2 separate regions of the Homo sapiens genome follow, and region 1 is linked to region 2. A link is a contact called in ENCODE Hi-C or POLR2A ChIA-PET data. All regions are on one chromosome and are shown on one strand. The core of a region is the stretch at or near the end of the contact, and the rest is flanking DNA. Distances in the headings are between cores, read along the strand shown. Region 1 overlaps LOC105370777 (a long non-coding RNA gene). Region 2 overlaps LOC105370777 (a long non-coding RNA gene).

Evidence for each region. A loop is a pair of places that touch in the nucleus more often than their neighbours do. ChIA-PET counts read pairs that join two places held with the same protein, here RNA polymerase II (POLR2A). Pooled maps may share reads with other maps.
Region 1: a map of HepG2 shows a loop between it and region 2 (2.3-fold over the local background). The contact joins two enhancer-like sites. A Hi-C loop is called at or near these places in 4 of 168 maps with a recorded cell type or tissue (CD14-positive monocyte, GM12878, HepG2 and 1 more), 6 of 37 single-sample maps with no recorded cell type and 7 of 50 pooled maps. POLR2A ChIA-PET finds 5 or more read pairs at or near these places in 6 of 52 experiments (AG04449, AG04450, BJ and 3 more).

What each region holds. Positions count from the first base shown.
Region 1 is chr15:39,400,079-39,407,453 of GRCh38, forward strand. The region is part of intron 1 of LOC105370777 (a long non-coding RNA gene); the gene reads right to left. Among named protein-coding and RNA genes, the nearest start is that of LINC02915, 150 kb to the left of the region's middle. Within about 2 kb of position 3,738, at least 5 of the 41 ENCODE cell types and tissues checked have a DNase peak (open chromatin) inside an H3K27ac peak, as active enhancers do.
Region 2 is chr15:39,357,250-39,364,630 of GRCh38, forward strand. The region is part of intron 1 of LOC105370777 (a long non-coding RNA gene); the gene reads right to left. Among named protein-coding and RNA genes, the nearest start is that of LINC02915, 110 kb to the left of the region's middle. Within about 2 kb of position 3,427, at least 2 of the 41 ENCODE cell types and tissues checked have a DNase peak (open chromatin) inside an H3K27ac peak, as active enhancers do.

The DNA.
Region 1 (7,375 bases), core at 2,488-4,987, 43 kb after region 2:
GGGTTTTGGTTATAATCTCTCCTGATTTCTCCAAAGGTCAGATCTTACAAGTAAACAGCTTAGGTTTCAGTTCGGTGACAGGGAACCTTAGCTTGAGTGACTCCATTTTGGTTGGTCTCTTGGAGCCTGGTACAGGAGCTCAGTCCAATCAATGGCCTACCACACATTTAACACTTGTTAAAGATGGTAATGCAAACTTTATTCAAGGGGCAGGGGACATGGCTACAGGTATAGAAACCACCACAGTGGGGTCTTGCAGTGGGGGAGAGAGGCTGGCTCAACTCTGACTCCAACAAATACATGACAGGTTTTATCACCAAGGAGCAGGTGGGCAGGGGGCAGTGGATAGAAAATTACTAACAGGAAATATCAAGGATAAAGGTTTTCTGGCTAAATCAACTTGATAGGATTATGGCCGAAGGCAGGCCAGGGTGATAAGATATCAAGGAATTCCAAGGGTGGAGAATTTTTTCTAACCTGACTTAGGAGGATTGTTGCTCAAATGGGATTCTATAAGGACACAGGGGGAAGTTCAAGGTCAATCAGAGGACTCAGAGGAGCCTGACTAAAGTTTTGGTCAAGGGAAAGTCTTTGTCACTGGTAATGTAGTAGGTACCCAATAAATAATTGTTGATTCAACAAATCAACATTCTTCCCCAGATCCGCCAGACTAATTACTTCTCACAACAACTTTGTGTGGCAGCACCTATCTATGGCAGTGGTTAAATTCTCCCTCCCTCGGAGCTCATTCTGTATTCTATCAAGTCATTTTCTAACAGAATTCTTTCCATCACTCGTGTACTTTCTTAAGAGTGAGGAAATTAAAACGGGGAGAGAAGGTTCAAGGCCATGAGTCAGTCCAAAGGCAGAGTAGGGAATTCCATTAATAACTTAAAGCACAAATCCACCTTCCTTTGCCATGAGGATGGGTCTGAAAGTGCTGGCTTGTTACTCCAGCTGCAACCCACACATTGCTGTATAGTCATCCCTGTTATCGCAGCTCTTGGGAGTGGGAAACCTACAGAGCAGTGGCGATGACAGTGACTCAGAGAACACATGAGTTCTTGTTGGTTCAAGGACCTCAAGAAATAAAACACTCAAAATCAATGTAATATGTAACACAGTAACCATTTTAACACCCTCCTAATCTCCTAGGGCCAAAGTGGAGAATACCGATATTTGGGATTAGAAAAAGACACTGGATAGCTAATTTTAAGAACAATTCAAGCCCCGTAACTTCACAAGCATTCCTCAATGCTCAGGAAAAGAAAACATGACAAAGAAATATTTTAAGTAGATATTTTCCAGTCCACTAAATTTTCTATTGCAAAATTGAATGTCCTTTTTAAATCTTCCAGTAGCCTTTTAAATATTCGATGACAGGGATGTTGTCTTCAATTTTTTGTTTTTTTGGTATTGCTCCTTGGCAACTAATATAGTTAGTGCCTCCTAAGTTTTTCTGAGTAATTTCTCTAAAAATTAACAGCTATTTTTAAACAGCAATATTCCTCCACTTATGAATTTATTGAATATTTTTTGGCACCTACAGTATGCAAATCACAGAACCAGGCACCATGGCACATGTGTAAGAATAAGACAGCATCTGGTGTGAAAATTAGAAGGGGAGTGCATTCATCATCACCTATCCTAGAAAAGCAGAAACCATTTGTATTTCAAAATAAAAGAAATTTAATATATGGGAATTGATTATACATGTGTTGCAAGAACAAGGAGCCCAGAAATAAACAAGAGCAGGTGCCACTGTCATCCCTAGGCAGGAAAACAGGAGACTGTGCTCCCAGAACCCAAGGGCAGGGACCACCATTAGAGGCTGGAACTGTCAGCTGCAAGGTGGAGTCTCAAAAGAGATACAGCTCCATTGACACAGCTTCCAAAAGCCAGAAGGGAGTGGGAGAAGACCCTGGTTTCTCATGCTAGCACCTGCCATTGTTACCACCCGGTGCGAAACCAGTTGACACAAAAGTCTGGGCAGCTTAGCCCTAAGGTCGGCCCCTGTGATACAGAACAGAGCAGGGAAAGGCCAGGGTTTGAGAGCAAGCAGGCCATACATAGGGAGCTTTGACAACTGTATAACAGCCAAATTCAAATTAGTGCTATCACAGGGAAAGTAAAATAAATATTCAATAAGCTTATAATATTGCCTTAACTGAATTACAAACAACAACAAAAAATAATAATAACCTCATGACATTTGGAAAAAAGATATATCAATTCCACTTAGAATGGCTGATGCTTTATCAAAGAGGCAGCACTCTGGAAATTTGGAGAAAACCAATAGAATTTCAAAAGCTACAGGAGGAATAGGAAGGATTCTACTTGCAAAAGCATCAACACATAGATATTCTGGCATCGTCTGGTGGAACCATATTGAAGATGCACTGAAGTATGATGTTAAGGAATGTAAATTTTTTCTGGTAGATCAGGAGTCACTGAAGATTTAGGACCCAAAATCTTCAGTGACAGAATCACAGCTGTGATTTAAGGATTCATCTGGCAGCAGCATATAAAATCCTTTGGGAATAAAGATGCCAGGTAAAAGGTAATAAAGTCTTGAACCAAGGGGGCATCCACGGAACTACATGGAACGTTCTTGATTTAGTGTTATCCAGTTGGAAGCACTGTGCAAAGAACTAGAAATGGGAGCCCTCCCATGATAGCTTGGAAAAGATGTCTCTGTTGTCTGCATACTTTGGGGCACATATGAAAAGTGATGAGGGTTTAAAGCCTGGCCATGGATAACATTATGCAGAGGGAAAGTCAGAAAAGAAATGTGTTTCATCAAAGGCTTGAGCATAGAAGGAAAGGTGCTTAAGAAGAGAATAGGGGCAGTAGCGGAAGGGGGAAGACCCAGGAGAATATCGCATTTCAGTAGAAAGGGTTTCCAAAAAAAGTGAACAAGCAATTATGTAAAATGCAGCAGAAAAGTCAAGGAGAATGAATATTGAAAAGGGGTGGGAGGACTTTTAACTTTATAGAAAATTTCAGGAAGCATCCAGAACTGAATTTGAAATCAAAACGTCTGGGCTCAAGATACATAAAATAATTTCTCCCTATGTATTACCTCTACTCCCTCATAATTTCACTATACATGTAGTTCTTTGTGTCCTCTTTGACTATTCTCTTCAGCATAATCTTCCAGTTTCTACATCCACTGCTAATGCTTCCATATTCTTGATATTTAAAAAGCAAGTGCATTGTCATGTCATGATGCCCACAGAAGCCAGAGAGAGTAGGGTCACACCATATATAACTGGGTTACCTAAAGACTTGTCCATTAGCATATATTTAGAAGGGGCTATGGGCATCACAAGCAAAGACTGACTTGTCAAGTTAAAGCTAACATATAACTTCTATAGTTAAATAGCAAAATTTAGCAAGCATTTGGTAATAGGCTCGATTAGCATGGTTTCCATTTTTTTCTAGCAATTGTATACAAAGCACTGAAAAAGAGAAAATGCAAAGAAGAATGTATAGAATAGCACATTTATAGACTAGTGTGTTGGCCTCTTCAGAAATCCAGCATTGTAGAGAAGATATCATCCACAGTACTAAGTTTAAACCACTTAAGCTGAAATTCAAAACCCTACACAATTTGATAACAGCCTACTTCTCTAACATTATCTCTCTCTAGCCATTCAGTCAATAACTCAAATTCCTATAATTCAACAAACAAGCACTTACTCCATTCCAGGCATTGTGCCAATCACTACACTAAGCACCCACAAGCCAGGCTGCTCCCATCTAAAACGTTACTACCCCTACTCCTTTACTGACCAGTCTGTTCTCAGCAGGAAAGCCTTTGCTCTTCTCTGTGCATATTGAAATTCCTCGATTATTGACAGCATACTTGGGAGACAGGAGCAAGGCTGTGCAACCTGACTGCTTTGGATTTAAATCTAGTTCCACCCTTAGGCAGCTGTGTGACCTTGGGCAAGTTACTTAAATGCTTCAATTTCCTCCTCTGTCTTCCTTCGAGGAATGTGATGATTAAACACATATATGAAGCACTTAGAAGAGTGTGTCAAGGTATTTAAAACCATACCAGGAATTTAGCAACTGTTTAATAAATGTTAAAAAGTAGTAGTAGTAGTTGTTGTTGTTGTTGTATTGTGATTCTCAGCTGCAGATGCACCTCCTTCACAATACCCCACACTCATAAATCTAACTCATGGTCCATACTCACATGGTTCTTATCATATGTGTCTTTGCATATGTTTTATATCTGATACATTTTTTTGGAGGCAGGCTATTATGCATTTTTTTTCTTCCCTCAGCACACAGCCACATGCACCACAGTCCCTAATGGTAATAGTAAACTGTGTGAGTGTGTGTGTGTGCGTGTGCATGTGTACATGAATTCAGTGGACCCTAAGGAAAATTCTATGGAAGAGGGACAGTCATGGTTCTTCCATCACCAAGAAACATCAAAGTTTGGGGTCACCAAAATGAAGGAAAGTAGCTATAGCATCTTCTTTGCAATAGGCCTTTAATACTGTGTCTATCCTTCTTACCAGTCTGGATTAGTTTAGATTCATTTCTACTAGAGGGCAGGGAATGAACTAAGTAATTTGTAATTCCACCAGTTCACCCCTTCAGAACACCTCCAGATCATCACAACTCCCAATTTTGCTTTGTTAAATGCAGACCAGCTGGGAACCAGCCCAGGACCCTGTATCCCTGAAGTTAACCCACACTCATATTGCTTGGACCAGCTGGGGCTGGCCTGTTTCTGGTGAGACAAAGAGCCAATAGATGATGGTCTGACATGCCAAGAAGTGATCATAGCTGCTTCAGAGGTCATCAGTAAAGAATGTCAGAAGGAAATGGCCCAAGGCAGTAGAAATGCTTTTGCCCTCTTAGATGGTAGTTTCGCAAGCCAATAGACAAATGACGAGCTGGAGCTGGAAATAGCACAGGACTAGTATTAGTGATAGTACTGGGAAACGGCTTTAGCCTGAGGCTGGACCACATATCTTCCACCCCTTGCTGAGAGGAACCACTGCCTAAAACAGATAAGTTTCCCAACATGACTAACTTGAGTGACTATCTTTTTGCCGCTTTTCCCCTCACGCTGACCAGAAATGAGGCATCAATGAAAGTACACACTTAAGAAAAACCTGCTGTTCTGAGCTGCATCCTCCCTGGGACAAATTCTCTGGGGCAGAAGTAGACACTACCCTCAGTTGAGTGGGCTCACCATTTTCTTCAGCCCCTTCTCAAGCCAGAACCAAGGGAATAGAACCAGCATTCTGTTCACTCCTGAAATCTATGTTAACTCCAGCGCTGGATTATCAATACAAATTAAAGTACAGAATTTGAGGAATTACACATTTTGCTTTAATAAATTGAACTGTGGTGAGATTAGCCCTGCAACATCATTGCATTCACTCATTTTCCTGTCTATATGTCACTGTTTCCCAAGTTTTATTCTACAGAATAGTGCCACGAATTATTAATAGGGAATCCCTGAAAAAAAATAAAAGGTTCCAGGTAAAACAAGTTTGGGAAACATGGTCATATGCTTCCTTGAATGGGAGAGAAAGGAAGAGAATGGCAGCTGCAGTCGAGTCATTGCAGGAGCCCTGGGTTCACCATAGGGTGGGCACCACACACAGGCTAAGACCATCAATGAAATGTGTCGGGAGCCTTGAGGAAGGATGCTTCTTTTTGTGACTTTGGGAGGCCTACAGGAACAACCCCAGCATTCCATATTAAAATGCATGTCCAATGTCATATAAAACCAGTCTAAAAACTCCCACTACATTCTTAAAACTCTTATTTTCTAGAAAATTCCAGAAATATGGATCTCTATTAAAGACAATCTTGAAAGAAGGTTAAAAGTTGCCTGCAAGAGTCCTACAAAGAGCAGGAGCGTACACACTGTGGATGATTCCAGACCACCACCTACCTTCCTGTGGTTCTAACGTATTAGCTCTATAAGCAAGAAGTCAGTCATTAAATCCACAGATTGAGAATGTCCCTTTATTGATTCCAGAAGGGAACCTGAAACACAGGTTAAGTAATAACCTGAAGCATAAAGAATTTATTATCCAGAGCAAGTGCTGACTCTTCTGGATCATATTGGAACGTACTCCCTTCCTGCTCCCTCTTTAATTATCATTTTTAACAAAAATCCAGTAGTTGGCCAAAATTCTCTGCCCAGGCAGGCCCAGAAATGCACTGAGGGGTAGAGGGAGAAGACGACTTTCACCCAAAGGGAACAATGCTCCATCACTCTGCTTCTTCATCACACAGGAATATGATCTAATTTAACATCACAGCTAAAATTCACCTTGATATTTATGTCCCTATCTGGTATCTGTGAGGCTAGGGGAAGGGCAGAGACTTTTAGGCCACAGACAGGAGACTGTTGAGGGGGTTGTAGCCGTAATGTCTGCAGACCTGCATTAATTCACTTTGTTAATTTAACCAGGTAATTGGGCTGTGAGTCCTAAGAGCCAAGTTAGAATTCTGGCTCTGCTACTCATCAGCTGTAACAAAGGGCGATTTCCTTCCCATCTCAGTGCTTCCATTTTCTAATACGTAAAATGAGGTGGTTTGTACTAGATGATCTCGTGGTCTCTTGTGGCTACACTTCTAGCCACTAGACCATGGCTCTATGCAAAGAGGAACCACATCTTTCTTGTTCTGTTGTAAATCTAGCACCAAGTACAATTTCTAGAATATAACAGGCACTGAAATGGGTATTTTTAAGTGTATTAACGCTCAAATAAATAAAATGCTAAGTTCAACCCAAAACATGCAGCTAATTCATATAACGTAAGACAGTGTCCCTCTTTTCCCTCATTTTTGTCTCAGCTTCCTAGATGATACCCCAATTGCCCCCTCACCAGATTTACTTGGCTGGTGCTTTAAGTTCCATTGTCACCTATCAGAGATAATACAAGTCATCTAACTGGACCTTTAGAAAGAACATATGAATAATACAATGTGTCAGATATATTCACTGATGACAACAGAAATCACTGTTGGAAAAGAGCATCATGATAGATGGTGATGACTTGTCATTGGAGGTTCAGAAAGTGAAGAAACATTCTACAAAAAAAACCTGGTTGCTACACAGAGGTTCTCAGCAAGATAAAAATAGGTAGTACTAGCCCAAAGAACATTGCAAAGGTCAGGCATTTGTTTCTATATCTCCAAAGTTCTCTTTCCAGTCTCCTTCCCAAATTCAACAAAAGACTCATCATTTACCATATTTGCATGTTTAAGTCTTTAATCTTGTGCAATTTAAGACATATGTTTAAGGAATTTCAGACAATAGAAAACAGATGGGGAGATTTCTGGCAGGAGAGTTCAGTGAGAGGCAGAGAGGTCTTCATATCCTTAACAC
Region 2 (7,381 bases), core at 2,177-4,676:
GGCCATTTTCTAGCTCTGTGGCTTTAGAAAAGTAACTTTACATCTCTGTGCTTCAGTTTCTTTGTCTGAGAAAGGTTAATACCTCCCCAGCACAGACTTGTTTTAAAAATGTAACAGGATACCATAAGTGAAAGCAACTTTTGAAATGTAAAAGCTTTATCCTAATATCCTGATTATTGTATTGAGTCCAAATGAATATATTGTGTAGTTGGCATATATCCATTTTCTATTTGAGATGGGATAAGTTAGGAAGGCCAACATTTAAATAATTTTGAGGCTCTCCAGACCACACCATTCCATCAAGATGATACTCAGTGAAGCCGCACAAAATGGGTACCTGAGACTTCATAAGTAAGGTCTCAGGATCTCACTAGAAAAAGTCATTTCCCTGTAATCCTGTGCTACTGTATTACACAACCACAACAAACCTTACTTCTCTCCACGCCCCATTCCACTTGCTTAGAACAGGGGACAGCCCTTTGTATAATTTCTACATTTGTAGTACAGCTGACACATGGATGATCTTTATTTTAGGTTTATATTCGTACTTTGATGATGACCAGGCAATTTTTCTCTCACCTAGTCCAGTCTTCTAATTTTTAACTGAACTCTCAAGGGTAATCTGTTTTTATTCCTGTCTCTTGTTTTTTTGGCCTCCCTATCTCTCGGTTTCTCAGTCTCTGTTCCTTTTACTGTTTCTCTTTCTCTTATGCAAACACACACACACACCCTGATCCAATCCTTCAGTGTCTTAATTCAGGTCCTAAACCTTCCAGTGAGATTTCTGACTTAGCATCTGCTGAGCCACAATTCACATGTGACGCTCTGCACTTCTTCCCAGGTACGTTTCAGCTGCAGGCTCTGTATTATTTTGGTGTGTTATCTGTACACAGACACTCACGGCAAAAGAAATTACTCACTCGTGGAAAGAGATGCCAAACCCTTAATTCAAAAACACCAAATGAGTAATTCTCAAAGCATATTTTTCTCCTTCAACCAGGACATTTTAATTATCTTGAAGTAAACAAGAAGCCTCACAAGGGTTACTCAAATTGTTCTTTCAAAATTTTCCCTCCCCTATACCTAAGGATTTCCACCTGCCCTAAAGTTCTTCATGAAGCGAGCCTTTGTTTACCACCCATGTGATAAAAAGCCCATAAAAATGGGGAGGTAAACTTTGCATCCATTTCTAGTCCCAAATTGGCCTGAGGACTAAAGAGAGCCCAGAAATAAGCAATGACCCATCTCTTTGGCTAAGTGTGCACTGACTTGGCCCAAATGGTCAGGCTTCCTGCCTGTAGCTACATAGTTAGTTGTGATAAGGAGCAAAGAAAACCAAACAGCTTCAAGGACTAAAGCATACTTTCTACTGAATGATTTGTGCTGTTAGTGTTGCAGTCTGATAAGCAAAACACATTTCCCTTGCCAGTGGAGGCCTATTACCAGAGCAGAGGCACAGGGAGCTGAAAACATTTCACACACAGTAGCAAGGAGGAAAGACCTGTAGGTGGGTGGTTTCAAACACGCATCTAGCCTAACTCCGAACTACAGCTGCCAACAAAAGGCTTTTACCTCCCCTCAGTGAGTGATGATACAGTCGAGTCACCATAGAGCCACTGCTGCTAGGAAGTGGCTGAGTACTAGAAACCAGTCACAGACTGTTTACCAACCAGACAAGTAGAACTGAGAATATAATCTTTGTACCATACATAATTCTCTCTAATGAGCCAATGCCCTGAGGTTAAATAGAATTTACTCAACCCAATTAAACTGGCCAGGGTCAGGGGATCATTAGGAATTTGGGCCCTTCATATTTCAGCAATGAATCATAAATCATTTAAAGTTTCATTTATAAGGATGAAATTCTTCAATCAAAGGGTTAACATTTTTACTTGTAGAAACTTTCAGGTTACCTCTCAATATTTTTTTTACTCTTTATTTTTCTCTTCTCTGGGATTTAAAAAATATAATTTGGAGCTTTCTTCCAGATCTCTCAGCTGCTCTTTTCATTTTTAAACCTCTTTATCTGCTATCCCAGTCATTCCTTTAGTTTTATCTTCAGTTCATAATTTTCCCTTCCACTGTGTCAACCAGCGATGGGACAAGGGTAAGACAAGCAAGGTACTCAGAGTGTACAATGTAAGAAGTCACTCACTCTTGGGCATGCGCTAGTTCAGGGTTGGCAGCGACAGTGAGTGCCTTCTTACATTTTGCACCCTGGATACCTTCCTTGCCTCACCCTAGACTGGCCCAGATGTCTAGTCTACAGTTCACCTTATCACTTGCAATTTCTATTTCAATGACTACACTTTTCACTTCCAAGGTTTCTATATTTTAATCCCTATCTATTCTTAAGAATTCTTTGTTCCCCTTCCCTCTTTTACTTATTTGATGATTCAAGAATCCTTATTTTAACATTTAATATTGCACCATTATGTCTGGTTCTTCATGCATGGACTCCACAGATTCTTGGGTCTGTTGACTATCCTCATGCCAGAAAATATTCTTGTGTGCTTTGTAATTTTTCTTGAAAGCTTACCTTGTTTGGGAGGGAATTTGTTTGTTTTGTTTCTTTTTGGTAGACTCCTCTCCCTGTCAAGTAGCTTTTGGGTTGGTTGCCTTACTCTGGTAGTACTCCAGGTTTGTGTCCCCAAGCCAAGATGTAGTGTCTTATTCCCAGCCAAAGCTCATAGTGTCACATTGAGGCTGATGGCTGCATGCGGCAGGGCCTGGCTCCAATTCCTGTGCAGATGTCTCTTCTCTCTCCCAGAACCACAAGCAATCAGGTCCAATGATCAGTAGTTAGTGGAGTTTTTTCATGTTCAATTTACTGTTAGAAGCTGTGAATACTGATTTCGGCTTTCTCTGAGAAGTCCATCACACGTGTTCTGCCTTTTGTGGAATAAGCAATGCCTTCATCAGCAAATGGTCTTAGAAGCTGTCTCCAATATTTTTGTGTCTCTGTGTGTGTGTGTGTGTGTGTGTGTGTGTGTGTGTGTGTATACGCTTAGTATATGTGTATATATATGTCCTGTGTGTGTATACACATTTAGTATGTGTGTGTGGATATGTTCTGTGTGTTTCTTATGAGCTAATTGCCTTTAGCCTCTGTTCACTACTATAGGTTTCTGTTCCAGATCATGAATTAATGAATAAAATTAGAATTCAGGAGTCCAGTAGATAAGCAGGGCAAAGAGAAAGTTCTTTCCTACAGCAGAATTCCACCTAAAAACTATAGAAGGATGGCAGGGTTGAAAGATCATTCATAGATGCTAAACCCAGCAGATAACGTTTTATGAGAAACAGGATATTTACACAGCATCCAAGTATTTCCCCCACAAATTACTTATTAATTACCAGGGGAAGATAGTAACTTTGCAGTGGAGAAAACTGGCAGACACCACCTAAAGCACATGATCAAAGTCAACATCACCAGTAATGGGACACACTGACATCATGTGTGTCCCGATGTGCCAAGAAAGACATAACATCATTTTAATGGCATTTTCACCAAAAATGTATAACCTGAATCTAATCCAGACAAAATGCTAGACAAAACCAAATTGAGAAGCATTCTACAGAATACTCTGTACTCTTTTAAAATGTCAAGATCAAGAAAGACTGAGGAAATATTCTACAATAAAAGAGACTAAAGAGACACAACAACTAACTGCCCTATGTATCCTGGATTGAAACCTGGCTGAGAAAAAGTAGCTATAAAGAGCATTATTGGGACAATTGACAGAATTTGAATATGGACTGTGGGTTAAATAATAATACTATGTCAATACTATGCCCATGTTCAATTTCTTGATTCTGATATTTGTATTTTGGTTATGTAAGAAGCAGCCCTTGTTCTTAGAAAATAAATACTGAAATATTTAGGGGAAAGTACACTATGTCTCCAACTTACTCTCAAGTGATACAGACAAATTAGAGGGTAAACATCGGCTCTTAGGGGATAGAAATTTCTTAGATACAATGGTTTGTGGCTCCCCAAAAGGCCACACTACACAAACAGATACACGATATGTCTGTGGTCTTAAACTTCCATGGGGTAATTAGGGAAAAAAAGGTCTAAAATGCCTCCTTGAGGGAACAATAATGAAAAAAAAAGATTGAAAAACACATGCAGAGAAAGAGAACAAAATCAAATGAAATGGTGATAACCTGGGGGGAGGAAGAGTATATAGGAATTTCCTCTTTTAAGTTTGACATTTTTCAAATTAAAAAGGTACAAGAAAATTAAAAACTAACCCCTAAAAGTTAAAAAGTTGCTACACTATTATGCAAGATTAGGAGCTCAATATTATTTAGAAGCAAAGCATCAACAGAAAAACATACTAGCCAAGGAAACATCCACATAGTCATGTACATGTTTTTCATTGTTGCTTCTCTAGAACACATTATGCGTGTGTGTGTGTATGTGTGTGTCTGTCATTCATGTGGCTTTGTGACTCATGTATGCTGGGTCCTCTCACTGTTTGAGGACAGCAGTGGCTCACTTGGACCATTTACTTAACTTAGGAGACCACTTTATATGGAAGATGGAGACATTTAGTTTCATGAAGGACGGAACAAAACAAAAGTTTTGAATAACGGCAGGTAGGATGTAGGTTAAAATGCAAAATGAATGCTTTAAGAATATAAGCATCGGGAGTAGAAGTTACTGAGTTGGCTATAAAATATTCTCTCAAAGACATTTTAAAGATATTTTAACCAGGCCGGGCATGATGGCTCATGCCTGTAATCCCAGCACTTTGGAGGATGAGGCGGGCAGATCACGAGGTCAGGGGTTTGAGACCAGCCTGGCCAACATAGTAAAACTCCGTCTCCACTAAATAAAAAAAAAAAAATTAGCCAGTTGTGGTGGCAGACACCTGGAATCCCAGCTATTAGGGAGGCTGAGGCAGGAGAATCACTTGAATCCGGGAGGCAGAGGTTGCAGTGAGCCAAGATAGCACCACTACACTCCAGCCTGGATGACAGAGTGAGACTCCGTCTCAAAAAAAAAAAGATAGTTTAACCACTAGATTCACATCTGTAAGAGGACAATTCAAGGGCCAGGAGACAAATGAGAAGAGTTTCATTCATTTATTGACGCTTTCAGTGTGCTAGGCACTGTTGGCTCAAAGCTGGGCAAGACACGACCTCTATCTATAGTGAACTTGCCAACTAGCAGAAAGATTATTTTAAGATTTATCTGTCAGTATCAATATTGTCATCTTATTTCACAGTCTTGGTCTTTATGACTTTTCTCTAACATTTAACCATTACCCTAACTGCTGTCATCATAATTAACATGTAAATATTTCTCAGTGCCATTGTCACTGTACAGCTACCTTCGCAAAATATTTTCTAACCACTAGTGACAGCACAATACAAAAACAGGTAAGGAGGTCTGCATTCTACAATGTTGCAGCCAGGTGTGTTGAAATGGCAGACAGCTCCCTGGGCAGCCACACAAGATTCAGATTACTAGAATCACTTGAGGTCCTGCTTCCAGGCCCAAAGTGGAAAACTGACTCTGTTACTGCCATTGGATTCCCTCGCTTCATTAATTAACTCAAAATTGCCTCTCAGTGGCAATCCAGACCTCTGTTTCTAATTTCCTTCTGTGCTGAAAAGTAAATAGGCCTAACCACATTTTCAAGCCCCTGTGCGTGGGTCTTTTGTGCTTATAGCAGACCACTATCCACTGGAAGACGTCTGGGCCACTGCCAAGTTGAGTATTCAATTTCTTTGTTGTTTTTCAGGATAACCTAGCTAACCGCAATCCCTTTCCACCATTCCTCTGCAATGTGCTTGAAATAGAGCCAAGACTCTATCCTACAAAATGCACAAGAAAAACAAAAAAGGAGGAAATAAATAAAGAAGGGGTCATGGAAAAAATCAGAGTTTGTGAATATTGCCCCATACGTATTTTCTTTTCACATTTTTCTCTCATGACTTCTCAAAAACATTCAGACCCCAAATGCCTGGTCATATTCAGGAATAACTCCAATGGCTTCCCATTCTCTCCTCCCCACCCAAGAAGATTATAGGATTATAAACATGAGGTAAATTCCTGGGATCCTATTCCTTGGGGCATATGCGCAAGCTTTTGGCTTTGGGAGGTGGGGTGTGGGGTGGCAAATGCCTAAAAGGTTTTGGATGACTATCCAAAGAGAAACAGATGGCTTTAGCACGCCTGTGCCCAACACATGATCTGTGTGACTCCTGCCCTCTCAACACCATCTCCGTGCCGCCCCCTTTCTCCCACACCCCAGACAAATAAGAACAAAAATGAGTCTCTGCACATTCAAAAGGTGAACTTTCAAGGACAAGTCTTCCCATATGGAAAGGATAATGGCATCATGCCAGAGCACGTGCAGTAAAGAAGGGCTCAGGGTGTTTCACATTTTCTCTTCCAATGGGTTCCAAACGTTCTGATGGACAATCTTATTCTTCCCCTATAAACTTTCTGCTCCATATCCCGCTATAGCTGTTAATACACTTTTCAATTTTCCTCAGGTCCCCAAATAGTGGGAACAGCACGAACATCGGCATGAAGGCAAGAAAATAGGAGGCATGTACTGGGGAGAGCAAATAGTTCAGTTGGAGAAAGGGCACATGAGGAGCAGTAGCAGCAAATAAGAATGACCAGGAGTTTGGGATCAGACACGTGGGACCATGAGTACCAGGTCAAAAGTTCAAACTTTATTTGATGATGAAGCAACATTAAACACTAAAGGTCAAGTTTCAGGAATGTAACTAATTCAGAAGAAACACAATGACACATAAAAAAAGAAATAGAGCCAAACACAAAAATTAGCAAAATATGAATGCTTCACCTCAGCGATGGATTCTTATGACTGAACACTGGGAGCCAGACATTAAAGGACAAACGGGAAGCCTATCTAAATCACTATCTGACAGAAAGAAGCTCATTTATTCTTGAAAAGAGAACAAACATCCTAGGAGAAATCATGTGGACTCTTTTAAGTGCCATTAAATGACACAATGGGAAAAATCTTCAACAATATTTTTATCACAAACAGAGAGGCAAAGTCACATGGTTGCACAGCTCTCTCTCATACTGACATTTAATACAGGCTCCAAGCAGGAAAGTATCATCTAAGAAGACAGCTAATGTGATTCATTGATGTGGATTTCTGATCTTTCCTGATCATCAGGAAATGATGAACTTGAGACACCTGGAAGAATGAATATCATACTTCTATTAAATGTCACTTCTGTTGGCCAGTCACTAAGGAAAGCAGATAAATTGCTGTTTCTCCACCTGTTGAAAGTTTCAAATTGAGTAGTGTACATTATTAAACAAACATCTCTGGTTTTAGATAGGGTGACCATATATAGGTTGGTACTTCCCTGGTTTATG